Regions from separate parts of the Homo sapiens genome. Here region 2 is linked to region 1. The links are chromatin loops, found by intact Hi-C in ENCODE. Cell type or tissue: mammary epithelial cell. All regions are shown on one strand. Links, peaks and the distances in the headings refer to the core of each region. The heading gives the core; the rest is flanking DNA. Region 1 has its middle 56 kb from the start of PLCG2. Region 2 overlaps CMIP (c-Maf inducing protein).

The links. A loop is a pair of places that touch in the nucleus more often than their neighbours do. Peaks named below come from ENCODE experiments on the same cell type or tissue, not always from the same donor. Only the 100,000 strongest peaks of a DNase experiment are listed, where the experiment ranks them.
Region 2: a loop joins it to region 1, with 3 times the contacts of the local background. A loop is called at or near these places in 4 of 110 quality-filtered maps.

Annotation. Positions count from the first base shown.
Region 1 is chr16:81,719,564-81,727,892 of GRCh38, reverse strand. No RefSeq gene overlaps it. Among named protein-coding and RNA genes, the nearest start is that of PLCG2, 56 kb to the left of the region's middle. RefSeq lists a silencer at 3,047-3,295. In mammary epithelial cell, for the core only: a CTCF peak has its summit at 4,578 (motif pointing right); a DNase peak (open chromatin) is centred at 4,612.
Region 2 is chr16:81,497,346-81,505,674 of GRCh38, reverse strand. The region is part of intron 1 of CMIP (c-Maf inducing protein); the gene reads right to left. Among named protein-coding and RNA genes, the nearest start is that of MIR7854, 32 kb to the left of the region's middle. RefSeq lists enhancers at 80-149, 160-429, 7,698-7,757, 7,818-7,937, 7,854-8,329. In mammary epithelial cell, for the core only: no CTCF peak of the experiment used is centred there; DNase peaks (open chromatin) are centred at 504, 1,814, 4,714 and 5,794; H3K27ac peaks cover 6,739 bases.

The DNA.
Region 1 (8,329 bases), core at 324-8,323:
TCTTCCATGACGGCCTGAACTAGATTTTCAGGTTCATTCTAGAATGTCCTTGGCCTAGAGGAGGGGTCCATTCAGAAGGTTGCAGGGCCTTACAATTTTATTTTTGGTTTACAGTGTCCATTAAAAACAAAATAGAATGCAAAACAAAAAGGAAAATGATTTGTATGATCATTTGTTTAGCAGCTGCCTCCATCCCCACACTGTATGTGGCCTGAGGGTGAGGATGGCATTAGTTCCATTCACTCCTGAGTCCCCAGTGTGCCCAACACACAGTAAGTGCTCAACACATATTTTTAGATGGCCTTATTGAGGTTTAATTGACACACCGTTCAATTCACCCTTAGAAAGTGTGCACTGCAATGGTATTTAGTGTATTCAGAACTGTGCAGACATCATCATGGTCGATTTTAGAACCTTTTCATTACCCAAAAATGATACCCTGTACCTGTGGGCAGTCACCCTCCTATCCCCCATCCCCCTCAGCCCTAAGCAAGCACTAACCTACTTTCTGTTTCTATAGACACTCTGGATGTTCGTATAAATGGAATCACACATTATGTGGACTTTTGTGACTGGCCTCTTCCACTTAGCACAACTTTTTAAAGGTTCTACTTGATACATTGTGCTCAGTGAATAAATGAATGGGTGACTGGATGAATGAAAGGCTGTGAGAAGCAAAGGCAGGGCCCTCTCCTGATGGGATGATGGGCAGTGGAAACGGGGGCTCTGGATGCACTTTGGGATCCACGTCTAATAAGGATGCAGCTCTGACTGAGTCTACAACTGCCTGCCCCAGGCACATCTCTGATGGTCTGCAGCCCAAGATCAAAATTCCAGTCTCGTTGCCCAACCCCTGAGTTTAGATGTAGGTCAGATGCCCGATCCACCGCCCCTCATTCCATGAGAAGAGCTGCTTTCTGTTCTTCACACTGGCATTTTTCATTCATTCATTCATTTATTCCACGGGTGCACGGTTATGATCTACAAGTCCTTTGTAAATGAATATACTCTTATTTTAAAAAATCAATTGCAAGAGACAGATGCTGGCTCTCAATTGAGACTTTGGGGTAGACCTGGGAATCTTACCTCTGCAAGTCCATTCTGCCAGAACCCATTCCAGGAGGTCATGCCTGAGACCTTTAGTGCTTGGGGTTTGATGGGACAGTGCTCCCCGGTGGCTTGGAAAGCCTCTCCGTAAACATGCATGCTAAGTAGAAAGATTTTACCAACATGTAAATGCTGTCTCAATTCCTGCCCCCTCAGTGCCCCAATTCCTTTTCTTGTGTTTGTTTGTTTTTTGTTTTGTTTTGTTTTTGAGATGAAGTCTTGCTCCGTCGCCTAGGTTGGAGTGCAGTGGCATGATCTTGGCTCACTGCAACCTCTGCCTCCGGGGTTCAAGCAATTCTCCTGCCTCAGCCTCTCAAGTAGCTGGGACTACAGGCACCTGCCACCATGCCCGGCTAAGTTTTCTATTTTTAGTAGAGATGGGGTTTCACTGTGTTGGCCAGCCTGATCTCAAACTCCTGATCTCAAGTGATCCGCCTGCCTCAGCCTCCCAAAGTGTTGGGATTACAGGCATGAGCCACTGCACCCGGTCAGTGCCACACTCCTTATTATGTGGCCACTGCCTTGGCTACTGGTTTATAGAAATTCTAGAACTGCATTGTCTACACAGCAGCCACCAGGTATAGATGGCCGCTACTGAGCACTTGAAATGTAGCTGGTGTGAACTGAGTCGTGCTCTAAATGCAAGACACACACCAGATTTTGAGACTTAGTATGGGGGAAAAATACATAAACTATCTCATTAGTCATTTTTTATATTGACTACACATTGAAATGATAATATTTTGGATATGTGAGGTTAAATAAAATATATTGTCACAGCATTTTGGGAGGCCAAGGCAGGCGGATCACCTGAGGTCAGGAGTTTGAGACCAGCCTGGCCAACATGGTGAAACCCCATCTCTACTAAAAATACAAAAAAATTAGCCAGGTGTGGAGGTGAGCCCCTATAATCCCAGCTACTTGGGAGGCTGAGGCAGGAGAATCGCTTGAACCCAGGAGGCAGAGGTTGCAGTGAGCCGAGAACATACCATTGCATTCCAGCCTGGGTGACAAGAACGAAACTCCGTCTCAATCAAAAAAAAAAAAGGAAGGAAGGAAGGAAGGAAGGAAGAAAGAAAGAAAGAAAGAAAGAAAGAAAGAAAGAAAGAAAGAAAGAAAGAAAGAAAGAAAGGAAAGAAAGAAAGAAAATAAAATGTATTGTCAAAATTAATTTCACCTATTTCTTCTTAATTTTTAAAATGCGGCTACCATAACATTTAAATTTATCTACGTGGCTTGTCTTCTATTTCTTTTGAACAGGGGTGGCCTGGAGCATCCCCTATCTGTGATGGACACGTCTCCAGGGCTGTGAAATGCATTACTGCTATTCACAAAACAGCCCACAAGGGAATCACTGTCCCCCACCTGCCCTGCCCAGCAGTAGCCAGTGGATGGATAGGGAGAGCCCCAGAGAGGAGCTGCTTCTAGGGTAATCCTGGTCCCAGCAAGTAGCTGGGATTGCAGAGCCTCCTTCCCAGTGGATCTGAAAGCCCCTTCTCCTCCCTGGCAAATCAAAGAGGAGGAACATGCCTGGTGTTCTCGGGGCGGGGAAACAGTGCATTGCTCTTACCGGCACAGTTACAGAACAAACAGCCTAGAGAACTGTCGCCGGGTGCGAGAAGGAGTCTCTTCCATCCTGTCCTCATCCTTGTCGTTCTGCAGAGATGACCCAAAACGCTCCAGGGAAAGTTTCATGGCCCCGAAAGGCAGGTTTCAGTACAGTGATGAGTGGATCCTGCACATGGATTTGTTTGCTGACAGGCATCTCCCTGACAAATCAGAGGGAAGCTAGCCCAGGCTTCTTGGACATGCAACCTGCGCAGTCACACAGAACTGAGCTTCGAAGGGTCCTGTGCTTGGTTTAATGCTCTGCTAATGCTTTCTTAAAATTCTTAATCATTTTTTGAACAGGGAGCTTGCATTGTCACTTTACACTGGGCTCTGCAATCGACATCGCCAGCTCTGAGCCCAGGGCTGCTCCAAATTGAAAGTGCACAAGAAACACCTGAAGATCTTGTTGAAACATAGATTCTGACTCAGGAGGTCTGGGGTGAGCCCTGAAGCTCTGCATTTATCATGAGCTCTCCACAGGCCACACATTGAGCAGCAAGGCTTCTAGACCAGCGGTTTCAGCCCTGGCTGCACATGAGAATCAGTTAAGAAGCTTTTCCAAGTCACACATCCAGGCCCCATCCCAGAGTCAGCATGTTTTAAAGCTCTTCAGGTGATTCCAATGTGTAGCCAAGGCTTCTAGGGCAGCGCTTCTCAAATTCTGTGTGCACGCGAATCACCAGGAGACCTTGTTAACAATGCAGATTTGGCAAGGTGTGGTGGCTCATGTCTGTATTCCAAGCACTTTGGGAGGCCGAAGTGGGCAGATCACCTGAGGCCAGGAGTTCGAGACCAGCCTGGTCAACATGGCGAAACCCTGTCTCTACTAAAAATACAAAAAATTAGCCAGGTGTGGTGGCGGGCACCTGTAATCCCAGCTACTCAAGAGGCTGAGGCAGGAGCATTGCTTGAACCCGAGAGGCAGAGGCATAGACTGCAGTGAGCCGAGATCATGCCATTGCACTCCAGCCTGTGCAACAAGAGTGAAACTCCATCTCAAAGAAAAAAACAAAAAACAAAAAAAACCAATGCAGATTCAGGCCTGGTGTGGTGGCTCACACCTGTAACCCCAGTACTTTAGGAGTCTGAGGTGGGAGGATCGATGGGGCCCATGAGCCCAGGAGTTCAAGGCTGCAATGAGGTATGATCACTGCTTTGCACTCCAGCCTGGATGATAGAGTCAGATCGTATCTCTAAAATAAACTCGGCTGGGCACAGTGGCTCACGCCTGTAATCCCAGCACTTTGGGAAGCCAAGGCAGGCAGATCGCTTGAGACCAGGAGTTCAAGACCAGCCTGGCCAAAACGGTGAAACCTTGTCTCTACTAAAAATACAAAAAATAGCTGAATGTGGTGGTAGGTGCCTGTAGTCCCAGCTACTTGGGAGGCTGAGGCAGGAGAATCACTTGAACCTGGGAGGTGGAGGCTGCAGTGAGCCAACATTGTACTACTACACTCCAGCCTGGGTGACAGAATGAGACTCCATCTTAAAAAAAAAATAAAATAATTAAAATGCAGATTCTGATTCGTCATGTCCAGGTGGATCCTGAGACTGCATTTCTAGCAGACTCTCCCACCATACGAAGGCTGTGCATCCGTGGATCACATTTTGAGTAGCAAAGCTCTAGACTCAGTCAATTTTCTATTTCTAGTTAGTATCAGCATTGGAGTGGGGACAGAAAGGAAAGGCAACACTAGATTTTTCACGGCCTCGTCTACATGTGGATAGAGTACACTGAAAAAATAAAGTCAAATATCCTACCATGTATACACGTGCAGGTTGTGCACTGCACAAGTGTGCCACATCTATGGGAGTCTGTTCACACCATAGGTTTGTATATTTATGGTGACAGTTTTCCAGCAGATGGCAGTAGAGTGTTTTAAGAAAGGGACACAATGTTCACCCAGAGGCTTCACTAGGATGGACGAGTGTTGCTTTGATAGAAGTCAGGGTGCCACCACTCCCCATCCTGAGTCCAGACACAACAGAGGGGAGGAGCAGCCATCTTTTCATTGAAAGGAAAAATCTTGCCTGGCACAGTGGCTCACGCCTGTAATCCCAGTACTTTGGGAGGCTGAGGCAGGAGGATTGCTTGAAGCCAGGAGTTTGAGACCAGCCTGGACAATGAAGTGAGGCTCTTGTCTCTTAAAAATAAAAAATAAAAAATTAGCAAGGCATGGGGGTGTGCACCTGGAGTCCCACCTGCTCAGGAGGCTGAGGCAGGAGTATCTCTTGAGATCAGAAGCTGGAGGCTGCAGTGAGCTAAGAGGTACGATCGAACCACTGCACTGCACCCTGAGTAACAGAGCAAGACCCTATCTCAAAACAAAAACAAACAATCTTTATTGATGTTGCTTTTTTTATTGAGGTGAAATACATGAAACATAAACCATTTAACGTTTTTATTTCAGTGATGTTTAGAATATTCGCAATGTGTGCAACCACCACCTCTAGTTACAAAACATCTTCCTCATCCTAAAAGAAAACCCCACAACCACTAAGCAATCACTGCCCATTCTTCCTTCCCTCCCACCCCTGGCAAACACCAATCTGCTTTGTATCCCTATACATTTGCCCGTTTTGGATATTCCAAATGCAGAATCCTACAATATGTGGTCTTTTGTGTTTGGCTCATTTCACCTAGCATGAGGTTTTTGAAGTTCATCTGAATCATAGAATGTATCAGTATTTCATTCCTTTTTATGACCAAATAGTAGTATTCCATTGTCTATGTGTACCACATTTATATATTTATTTATTTGTGATGGACAAAATTTCTCTTTTAATTTTTTTTTTTTTTTTTCACACAGAGTTTTGCTCTTGTTGCCCAGGCTGGAGTGCAATGGGGCAATCTTGGCTCACTGCAACCTTTGCCTCACGGATTCAAGCAATTGTCCTGTCTCAGCCTCCCAAGTAGCTGGGATTACAGGCATGCACCACCATACCTGGCTAATTTTGTATTTTTAGTAGAGACGAGGTTTCTCTGTGTTGGTCAGGCTGGTCTCCAACTCCTGACCTCAGGTGATCCACCTGCCCCGGCCTCCCAAAGTGCTGGGATTACAGGTATTAGCTACCGTGACTGGCCCCTGTTTTATAATTTTATTTATTTTTTCTTATGCTTTTAAAGGCAACATAAATGGACAAAATTTTGAGTGTTTCCACTTGATGCCACTTTTTAAGATTTGATGTGCAACATATATGGTAACTTACACAAATCTGAAGAGTAGAGTTTTGTGAATGTGTAAACGTCTGTGTAGCCACAGATCAAGATGTGGAACCCAGAAGGTTCCCTCCTCCCCTTTGTATTTGTCCATTTTTACACTGCTATAAAGATACTAGCCAAGATTGGCTAATTTATAAACAAAGGAACTTTAATTGACTCACAGTTCTGCATGGCTGGGGAGGCCTCAGGAAACTTACAATCATGGCGGAAGGGGAAGCAAACACGTCCTTCTTCACAAGGTGGCAGGAGAGAGAAGAATAAATGAAAGAGGAACTTCCAAACAGTTACAAAACCATCAGTCTCATGAGAACTCACTCACTATCATAAGAACAGCATGGGCAAAACTGTTCCCATGATCCAATCGCCTCCACAAGGTTTCTCCCTCAACACCTGGGGATTACAATTCAAGATGCGATTTGGGTGGGGACACAAAGCCTAATTGTATCACCCTTCCCAGTCAATAATAATCCCCCTTACAGAGATAACCAGTGTTGTGACTTCTGTCATCATAGGTGATTTGTGCCTATTCACGAATTTCTACAAATTGAATCATACAGCAAATCCTTTGTTTCTGGCTCCTGCCACACAACATAATACTTACCCAATTAATTCATGTCATTGTGCATATCAGTCGTCGGTTCTTTTTCTCCTGTTTTGTAGAATTCCATCTTATGAATATGTCACCGTTTATGTTTTCATTCTCCCGTTAATGGAGACATTGGTATTGCTCCACTGTTTGGCTCTCCCACAGTTTGTTTATTCATTCTCCTGTCAGTGGACATTTGGGTTGCTTCCACTTTTTGGCTATTGTAACTAATGCCACTATAAACATTCTTATTTGCGTCTTCTGGTGGATGGATGAGCTCAGTGCTCTTGAGCTCTTCTCCTGCACATCCAGGAGTGAAGTTGCAGGGTCCTAGGGTAGGCATATGTTTAACTTTAGTAGGTTGGCTCTCCAAAGTGGTTGAACCCATCTATCCTCCCTTAGTGATGCATGAGAGTTTCTTTCAGCAACCACCCCCATCTCTGAAAACAATGCAAACTGGTTCTCAGGCTCCCAATGGCAGACACCTACCAGGTTGGCCAGGAGGCCCCTCTGTCACTGATGGTCCAGGAAGGTATACCTGGTGACTGTGCAGTTTTCCTGGTAGAGTCTTCCTGGCCTGCCTTGGGAAGGGCTGCCCCTTCAACCTATTCCTCTGTCTTCTAACATAGTTAGTCACTGTCTTAGTCTGGACTTCCCTAGAAGCAGACACTGAGATAAAGATTTTCATTTGAGAGTTGGTCCCAGGAAATACCAATGGGACAATGGAAAATGAGGTGGAGAAGGGAAGGAAATCCTAACAAGCCCGTGAGCACTGAGGGCAGCTGGAGATTAATCCCAGGGAGGGACCCTGGGAGCCAGAGGAGAACATGGGCCTCAGAACTCTCCACTTCCCATGAGGAGTGAGGGAGCCGGGGTATTGATACACCACCTCCCATCTGTCATTGGTTGAGGGCTGCTGCCTGGGCAGAGGTGTTAATTCTAGGCCCTTGCAGCCTGTCTTAGGAAATAAGCCAAGGAAACTGAAAGTCACCCTTGACTCCATGTGCACCCTCCCTCCGTACCAACCACCATGTGCTGCTATTTTAAGCCTGAGCTTCCCTTGAATCTGTCTATTTTCTCCACAGGGTCCAAGTCCCAGACCCACACCCATCCATTTACCAACAGTGGAGGGATCTTCCTATAGTGCCTGGCTTATAACCTTGGCTCTGTGCCCTGCTTACTGTGGGACCTTGACCAAGAGATCCAGACTTTCCTGGCTTCCACTTCCCCATCAATAAGGGGTCATATAAGCGCCTGCCTTGTAGGCATGCTAGGAATAGTACATCAGTGTAGTCCTATAAAACCCTTCCTACTGTGCCTGGTGCACAGACAGTGCTATATAAGTGTTTTGTTTTAAAAATCAGTAAAATAATTGCAACCTTTTTTTTTTTTACAATTGCACATACCTCTCAGGACAAATCCCAGACTCCTAAATATGATTCATTAGGTTTTGGCTGGTCTCACCTCCACCTTCCTCTCACAGTGTGCTGCATGATGGCCCCCAGACATACATCCACGCGGAACCCGTGAATGTGACCTTATTTGGAAAAACAGTCTTTGGGGCCTGGTGTGGTGGCTCATGCCTGTAATCTCAAAACTTAAGGAGGCTGAGGTGGGAGGATCACTTGAGCCCAGGAGTTCAAGATGAGACTGGGCAACACAGTGAGACCCCATCTCTACAAAACATTTTTAAAAATTAGCTGGACATGGTAGTGCACGCCTGTAGTCCCAGCTACTCGTGAGATTGAGGCAGGAAGATTACTTGAGCATGGGAGATTGAGGCTGCAGTGAGTCATGACTGT
Region 2 (8,329 bases), core at 325-8,324, 220 kb after region 1:
GGAGAGACTCAAAGAGAGACCCAGCTTACAAGAGGGAAATGATCTTGGCCAAAGTTTCTGTGCAGAGCTCCCTGACACTACTCATAACTTTCTTCACAGTCTGGGGAAACAGACAAGGCTTTCAGTTCCCAAACTAAGAAAGCACTAAAGCTCCAAGAGGGACCAGAAACTCGGCCCAGCAGGTCCCAGCTGAGGCTCTGGGGCTCACAGACCCCGCTGCCTTTGAAAACCAGGGTGCAAATGGACAAAACGCACAAGATCAGCAGCTCTCCAGGCGTGGGGTCTGGAGGACCAGGCCCACATGGAAGCAAGAACAGGCAGAAGCGAAACAACAACATGGCCTCCACACAGGCCCAGTTCTCTCCTTTTTCAGAACACATGAGGGATTCCACTTCCCTTCCCTCTTCACCCACCCCTATAAATTATAGGTGTGGCTACGTGACTTGTGCTGGCCAATGAACCATGAGCAGTGATGTGTGTCCTGTACAAGTGGCCACACCCCCGTCCTGCCTCCAGGACAGCAGAAGCACATGTTGAGACGGGCCCTCCATCGGCTGGGTCACTGCACGATCAGATGAGCAAGGCTCCCGACTGATGTGCCCTGGACATTTAGCATGAAGGAGAAATAAACCTCAGGTGTGTTGAGCAGCTGCGCTGCCCGTTACCGTTGCACAGCCCAGCCTCACTGGCTGATTCAAGGGGTCAAAAGAGCAGGGTCTAAAGCAGCACTTTCCAAACTGTCTGTGGGAAAAGACCCATTTTTATTTTCTTTCCAATCCACTGTAAACCAATATTTTTGAAAACTATAATGAAAATTTCATTGGAATGTCAAAATGCTAAAAGGGTTCCACACCCTCACTCTTGCTCTCCTCATTTCTCTCCCTAGAGGCTGGTAACAAGCTCTGCAGATAGGCACAGACTGGGACCACTCGTGGAATGGCACAGACCGTGGAGCACACACAGCACAGGTGGGCTGCAGGCCCACCGGCCATTTTTTCTTTTCTTTTCTTTTTTTTTTTTTTTTTTTTTTTTTGAGACGAGTCTCACTCTGTCGCCGAGGCTGGAGTGCGATGGCACAATCCTGGCTCACTGCAACCTCCATCTCCTGGGTTCAAGCGATTCTCCTGCCTCAGCCTCCCGAGTAGCTGGGATTACTGGCACCCACTACTACACCCGGCTAATTTTTGTATTTTTAGTAGAGACAGAGTTTCACCATGTTGGCCAGGGTAGTCTCAAACTTTTGACCTCAAGTGATCCACCTGCCTTGGCCTCCCAAAGTGCTAAGATTACAGGCATGAGCCATGGTGCCCAGCCCCGCTGGCCATTTTCTATTTTCTTTTTTCCTTTTTTTGAGACAGTCTCACTCTATCACCAAGGCTGAAGTGCAGTGGCATGATCTCAGCCCACTGCAACCTCTGCCTCCCGGGTTCAAGCGATTCTCCTGCCTCAGCCTCCCAAGTACTTGGGATTACTGGCGCCCACGACCACGCCAGGCTAATTTTTGTATTTTTAGTAGAGAGGGGGTTTCACCATGTGGGCCAGGCTGGTCTCAAACTTCTGACCCCAAGTGATCTGCCTCCCTCGGCCTTCCCAAGTGCTGGAATTACAGGTGTAAGCCACGGCGCCCAACCCCACTGACCTTTTTCTAACACTGGTGAAATAACTGAACCTTCCCAAGCCTCACCTCTCCATTTATAAAATGACAGTTGGCATGTGAGGATTTAAATATAAAGTCCATGGAGCACAGGGCCAGGTGTGAACACGCCCTCATTACATGTCAGCTACTCAGCCACATCCTGCCCTGTTCCCAGGTGATGACGTCTGTCACTGACAGGCCTGGTGATCCGCTCAGGGATCTGGAGGGGTGCCATGGGGTTCAGGCAACCTCAGAACAAGGCAGTGGGTTGAGATTCAGAATTCACTTCTAGACATCCACAGTGAGATAAGGTGACCAGACTGGCACCTCAATGGGGCAGAAGGCCAGGCGCGGTGGCTCAGGCCTATAATCCCAGCACCTTGGGAGGCCAGGGCAGGAGGATCGCTTGAGCTCAAGAGTTCAAGAACAACCTCAGCAACACAGAGAGACCTGTCTGTACAAAAAAATTTAAAAATTAGCCAGGTGCAGTGGCATGTATCTATGGTCCCACCTACTCGGGAGGCTGAGGTGGGAGGATGGCTTGAGCCTGGGGGGTCAAGGCTGCAGTAAGCCATAATTGTTGCCACTGCACTCCAGCCTGGGTGCACAGAGACCCTGCCTCAAAAAATAAAAATTAAAATAAAGGGATCAGAGGTATCTGGGACTAGGCAGGCGACCCAGTGATCCACTGAGACCAGGGATAACACTGACTGCTCATACCAGGGGGAAACTCTTCACCATCAAGCACCCGGCTGTCACACAGCAGAGCCACAGATGATGACCCAGGGCTGTGTTCACTCCAGAGCAGGGTAACCATGTATCCCGGTTTCCCTGGGACTGAGGGATCTCCTGGAATTCAAGACTTTCAGTATAATTGGGACAGTATTGGGCAAATCAGAACAAACTGGTCACCGTACTCCGGGGCCTGTGTTCTTTAGCTGTAATATTTAGGTTGTGCTGAACTAGGGCAGCTCTTTAATGAAACATCAACGAGGAGGCCAGAGTAGATCTCTGGCTGCTTAACAGACTGCCTGGGAAAGCCACATCCCACGACATCACGCAAACATATCTAAGGACAGAGAGACAGGGCGTGATGGATGCAGCAGCAAAGACAAAGTGATTACCCGGCATTGCAGGGACAGCAGTGGCTCCGCACAGCCTGGGGACTGGCTCTGCCCTGAGGCCTGTTCAGGAATGGAAATTTCTAAATACTGGTCACATAGCCAGAAGGCTTTTTCTTGCTTCTTTTTTTGTTTTGTTTTTTGCATTCAAACAATAGGTAATCAGAATCTGCTTAGTTAACAGCCATATTGTCATAATTTGCCAAACAAAGCAATGGGAATATGATGATAACGGTAACACTTGACATTTCTCACAAGGGCAGGTCTTGGATGTGACTTCATTTCCCAGAGCCTGCTGGCTGTCTTCTTTTGTCTGAGTCCTCCCCATCCTCGCCCAGCCATCAGCATGACGCCCAAATGCCTGGCGCACGTGACAGGCCCATGGATCGCTGAGCGAATGAGTTAATGAACGAGGACATCTCCGTTCTGCGGGTAACCCAGGCACCCCCAGGCGAGCCAGGCTGGGTGCTCTGTGGCCATGTCACCTCCCCCTCCATTGCTCACATGGAGGCAGTGCCACCATGTCCCCAGGATTGTCCTGAATACTCAATACATAAGTTGACCATGTAATCTATGAATGAAATGAAGCGTCACTGATCACTTTACTAGGACTACAAGTGTAAACTGGGACTGTCCAGGCAAAACAGGACAAGTGGTCACCTCACTGATGTAGCATCTCACCTAATCCTTGTTATGCTGCAACTGTCAGCCCAGGTCCCGGGTCCAGACTCCATGGTCTGAAGCCCAGCCCTGCCTCCTAGCAGCTGGGTACGTTACTTAACCTCTCTGGGCCTCAGTTTCCTCATCGGAGCTAGGCAGTAGCTGCCCCTTAGGGCTGCTCTGCAGACTACTCTATTTAATAGTTGCAACACTTAGAATAGGGCCTAGCATATAGTAGGCACCACTCATGTGTTGACTGAATAAAAAAGTCCTCCCATCATCCCCAGGATTGTTGCCATTTCATAAATCAGGCAAGGAAGGCACAAGGACTTAAGTCACTTGCCGGTTAGTAGCAGAATGGCTCACGCCTGTAACCCCAGCACTTTGGGAGGCCGAGGTGGGCGGATCACTTGAGGTCAGGAGTTCGAGACCAGCTTGGCCAACAGGGTGAAATCCCGACTCTACTAAAAATACAAAAATTAGCTGGGTATGGTGGCATGCACCTGTAATTCCAGCTACTCGGGAGGCTGAGGCAGGAGAATTGCGAGAACCTGGGAAGCAGAAGTTGCAGTGAGCTGAGATCACGACACTGCACTCCAGCCTGGGCGACAGAGCGAGACACCGTCTCAGAAAAAAAAAAAAAAAAAAAGAACCAGAGTCAAACCTAAGCATCAATGCCCATGCCACACCCATCCTGAGATCCTGCCCCCGACCCCACTCCACCCCCAGCTACCGCATTTTCTCTCCCCATTCAAGAATTTAGGGCTGTTCTGCAGATGACGCTATTTAATAGCGTAACCTTATAAGTCAAGTAAGAAGGAGTGCAAGGAGCCCGATACAATGCGTGGCACAGGGCACTGCCAGAGCTCCCCCTGGGGCCAAAGAGGGGCTTCAGGTCCCCTGAGGCTGTGTGGCACACGCAAAGCAGGAGGCACCAGTCCCAAAATAGGACGGGCATTTGCTGCCCGTGCGTCACAACCCAAAGTTGTTCTCCTTTTCTCTTCTTGCCAAATTACTCGATCTCAGAAATTCCTTAGCAAGACAAGACTGAAATGCAATCTCCAACCCCATCAGGCCCAGTGGAATTTCACCAACACAAATTACTGCGTTCTCCAGGAAAACGGAGGACGCTGGCCTGAAGTTTCAGATTCTCAGTAGGTCTTAGAAAGCTCCGGCACTTGAGCAGCTCCTGGAAGTGGCAGGAAGTGGTTTGCCTTTGCTTATTTTCCAAAGGATAACCACCAGATTTGCTCGTAAAAACTTGCTAACCAATTGGCAGAGGGCACCTGCGCAATCCAATGATTTCTCATATCCTGGGTTTTTCTTCTCTTGTTAGTTCAACTCGTGAGGACTTCAAAGACGCAGATGCACAAGGCTTGGCTTGGCACATGCAAAGAAGGAAGGAAAGAAAGAAGGAAGGGAGGGAGGAAGGGAAGGACAGAGAGGGAGGGAAAGGAAACAGTGGGCCGGGGAGGGCACAGTGGCTCATGCCTGTAATGCCAACACTTTGGGAGGCCAAGGTGGGTGGATCATTTGAGGTCAGGAGTTCAAGATCAGCCTGGCCAATATGGTGAAACCCAGTCTCTACTAAAAATACAAAAATTAGCTGGATGTGGTGGCACGCGCCTGTAGTCCCAGCTACTCAGGAGGCTGAGGCAGGAGAATCACTTCAACCCGGGAGGCAGAGGTTGCAGTGAGCGGAGATCGCACCACTGCACTCCAGCCTGGCGACAGAGTGAGACTCCATCTCAAAAAAAAAAAAGAAAGAAAGAAAGAAAAGGGGGAGGAAAGAAGGAGGGAGGGAGGGAGGAAGGGAGAGAGAGAGAGGGAGGGAGGGGAGGGAGGAGGGAGAGAAGGAGAGAGAGAAGGAGGAAGGGAGGAAAGGAGAGAGGAAGGGAGGAAAGGAGAGAGGGAGGGAGGGAGGGACAGAGGGAGGCAGGGAGGGAGGGAGGCAGGAAGGAAGGAAGGAAGGAAGGAAGGAAGGACGGAAGGAAGGAAGGACGGAAGGAAGGAAGGAAATTTTGATAAAGAATCAAAATTCACCAAAAGAATCGTTAAGCCACAGCCCATGGCGTCATGTTCACCGATGCTCAGGCAGGACTGCGCACCAGCTCTAAAAGTCGCCAGAGGCTGGGGCTGGCAGGACACAGAGTGAGGGAGGGAAAGAGGAGCAGAGACCAAGGAGTGGCTGAAGAAGGCCGATTGCCCCAGGGAGACTGGGTATGTTCTGCATCAGGAGAGAGAAGGAAGAAAGGGCTCCTCCAGAAGTCAGCAGCCCAAGCAAAGCAGAGGAGCCAGGTGAAGCCCAGAGTGCGTGGGGCGCCCCGGAAGGCAAGGGCAGAGGAGTTTGGATGCCTCCCATAGGGCCAAAATAGGAGAGTCTCGCCCGGGCTGACAAGCCCAGACTTGAATCTGAATGCCACAGGCAACAACTGCGAGTTGCTGGGCAGGACCGGAGCTGCCGCCCCCAAAACTGTTTCAGATTCAGAGGGCGCTGCTGGGTAAAGGAGGGGTAAAGGACTGGACGGGGAAGCTGAGTCTCCTCCACCACTTCTCAGGAAGCCTTTGGGGAGCCACCTCTGCTCCCCGGGCAGAGGCCACATGCCAGCCCAGTCTGCTAAGGACATTCCCAGATTCTTGGAGGCTGGGATGGGGGCACGTGTCCTGGGCCAGCCCAGAAGATGGATGACAAGGAAGCTACATGGGCGCCGGGACAGGCGGATGCTAAGGTGAGGAGACAGCTCAGCCAGGGCTGCCTCCCACTCAGAGGTCATCGCCAGGTCCAGATCTGTGCAGTCACTTCCCTCCCGAACTGGGCACTTGGGAGAAATCAGAGAATATCCTAGAAGGGACTCTGAAAGGGAGCTGGAGATTGGGGCGAGGCTTGGGGCACATGTGTACATGGGTGTGCAAGTGGTGTGTGTGTGCAGAGACAAGTATGTGTGCCGAGTGTCCTTCCATGCATAGGTGTGAGGCATGTGCATCCATGACCTTGAGATTGAGTGCTCATGGCCATATGTGTATACGGTGAGGGGGTGTGGCCATGCTGGGACACGTTCACAGTGTGAATGGTGCATGCATGCACACACATCTTCAACAGGCAAACAGCATCGTGTCAGGGCCAAGAGCCTGGACTGAAGCCTTGAGCACACGATCTAGCTTCTCTACACCGATCTAACTGCTCTACACCTCAGTTTCCTCATTTGTAAAATGGCGCTAATAACAGAAACTACCTCCTAGTGTTGATAGGGGGATTAAATACATTTGAATTTGTAAAGCACTCAGATGCTTGTACATGGGGTCCTACTAAATGGTATGCATGTGTGTGTTAAAAAATAAATGCATACGTGTGGGTGAGTGGTCGCACAGCTGGGAACCTGTATGTATGGAGAGGTGTGCACGGTGTAAACTAACTGGGACTGTGTGCACACGCAGGGGCAGGAAGATATGGGCTGGGTGTGCACGGATGTGCAAGAGGGAGGTGTGTCTGCCCGTTTGCAAACGTGTGGACTGTGTGTATACATGACGCCTGGGGGAGTGCATGCCAGGGCCCAGGACATGTGTGCTCAAGGACCATGGGGTGTATGCATGCACACACGTGTGTGCTCGTGGGGTATGCAAGTGTGTGCAGCCATGTTCTGGGGCACACATGTGTGGGCACCTGGGCAGGGGCATGGAGGGATGGGAGCCATGAGTCAGGTGGAAGGACCCTCTCAGAGTGAGGCGCGAGGAGCAGAGGCCTGATAACCCCCGTGAGAAAGCAGGACCACTGGGCAGAGGCAGAGTGGCCCCCTCAGAGCTGCCGAGCAGCCCCAGGGGGACTCGGTGCAGAGGTGAGGACCCAGACCAAAAAGGCCGGGGGACAAGGGCCGCATCTCACTCAGGCCTGTGCCCAGCCCCCGGCACTGGACCGTCCTCAGGAAGCTGGAAAGGAAGGAAGGAGAGAATGTGCCCAAGGGAGGGACACAGACCCCAACATGACAAGCACCATCCTCAGGTCACGTCCTGGGGCTCCACATCCATCATTTCATTGAACCTTCTTGACTGTCCTAGAAGGAGCCACGTTTTCAGACAAGGAAGCCGAGTTCTATGGTTAAAACATCTGCCCAGAGGCCCACTGCTAGGGAGCAGCAGGTTCCAACCCAGCTGGGTCTGACCTCTGTCCTCAGAGCCACCATGGTACTCTGAGAATGAATGAATGAACCAACACATGCATGCATGAATGAATGAACAGACCAACAAAGAACAATGAAAAGGAAACCGAAACTTAGTGCCCGGAAGAGGAATAAAATAAGGGAAGCACCGGAGAGTCGGCAGGCACTGCCTGGAGAAGCCTCTGGGGGGACCACAGCTGGAGCAGCAGCCATGGTGGCCTGCAGGGGACCCAGGAGCCCACGCTGCACGGGCAGAAGGAGCTTTCTTTGTAGCCCTTGAGGCTGCAGCAGCAGAGGAGGCGGCGGGGCACCTGTGTCGGCCAAGGCTCCCAGAGCACAAGCCCTGTGGCTTCACAGCAGGGCCAGGCCACTGAGCCTTTAGCACCAATTCAGAAAACCGGGATTCTGCACTCTATGCGAGTCCTGTGGGATTTGGGGTTAACAAGACCTCGGCTGCCCAGGCCCAGACACCCTCGGAGAGCCAGTCTGCCGAGGCCTGGGCATCACCGGCAAGATGGGTTATTAGAGTGACTTCTCCAAGCTGGCTGTGTCCTAAGGCCCCGTAGGGCTCAAACTAATGAAACAATGAGACAGTCGCCTTGCTTCCAGAGACCCTTCTGGGAGCCACCAGCTGGGTTCGGGGGTTGTTTAGAAACAGTTCCTAGAGACCCCTACTTATTATGAGCTCCAGCTCTAAGTGGCCTCTTGGAAAAGTGGCTCAACCTCACTGAGCCCCAAGTTCTTCCTACACAGTAACA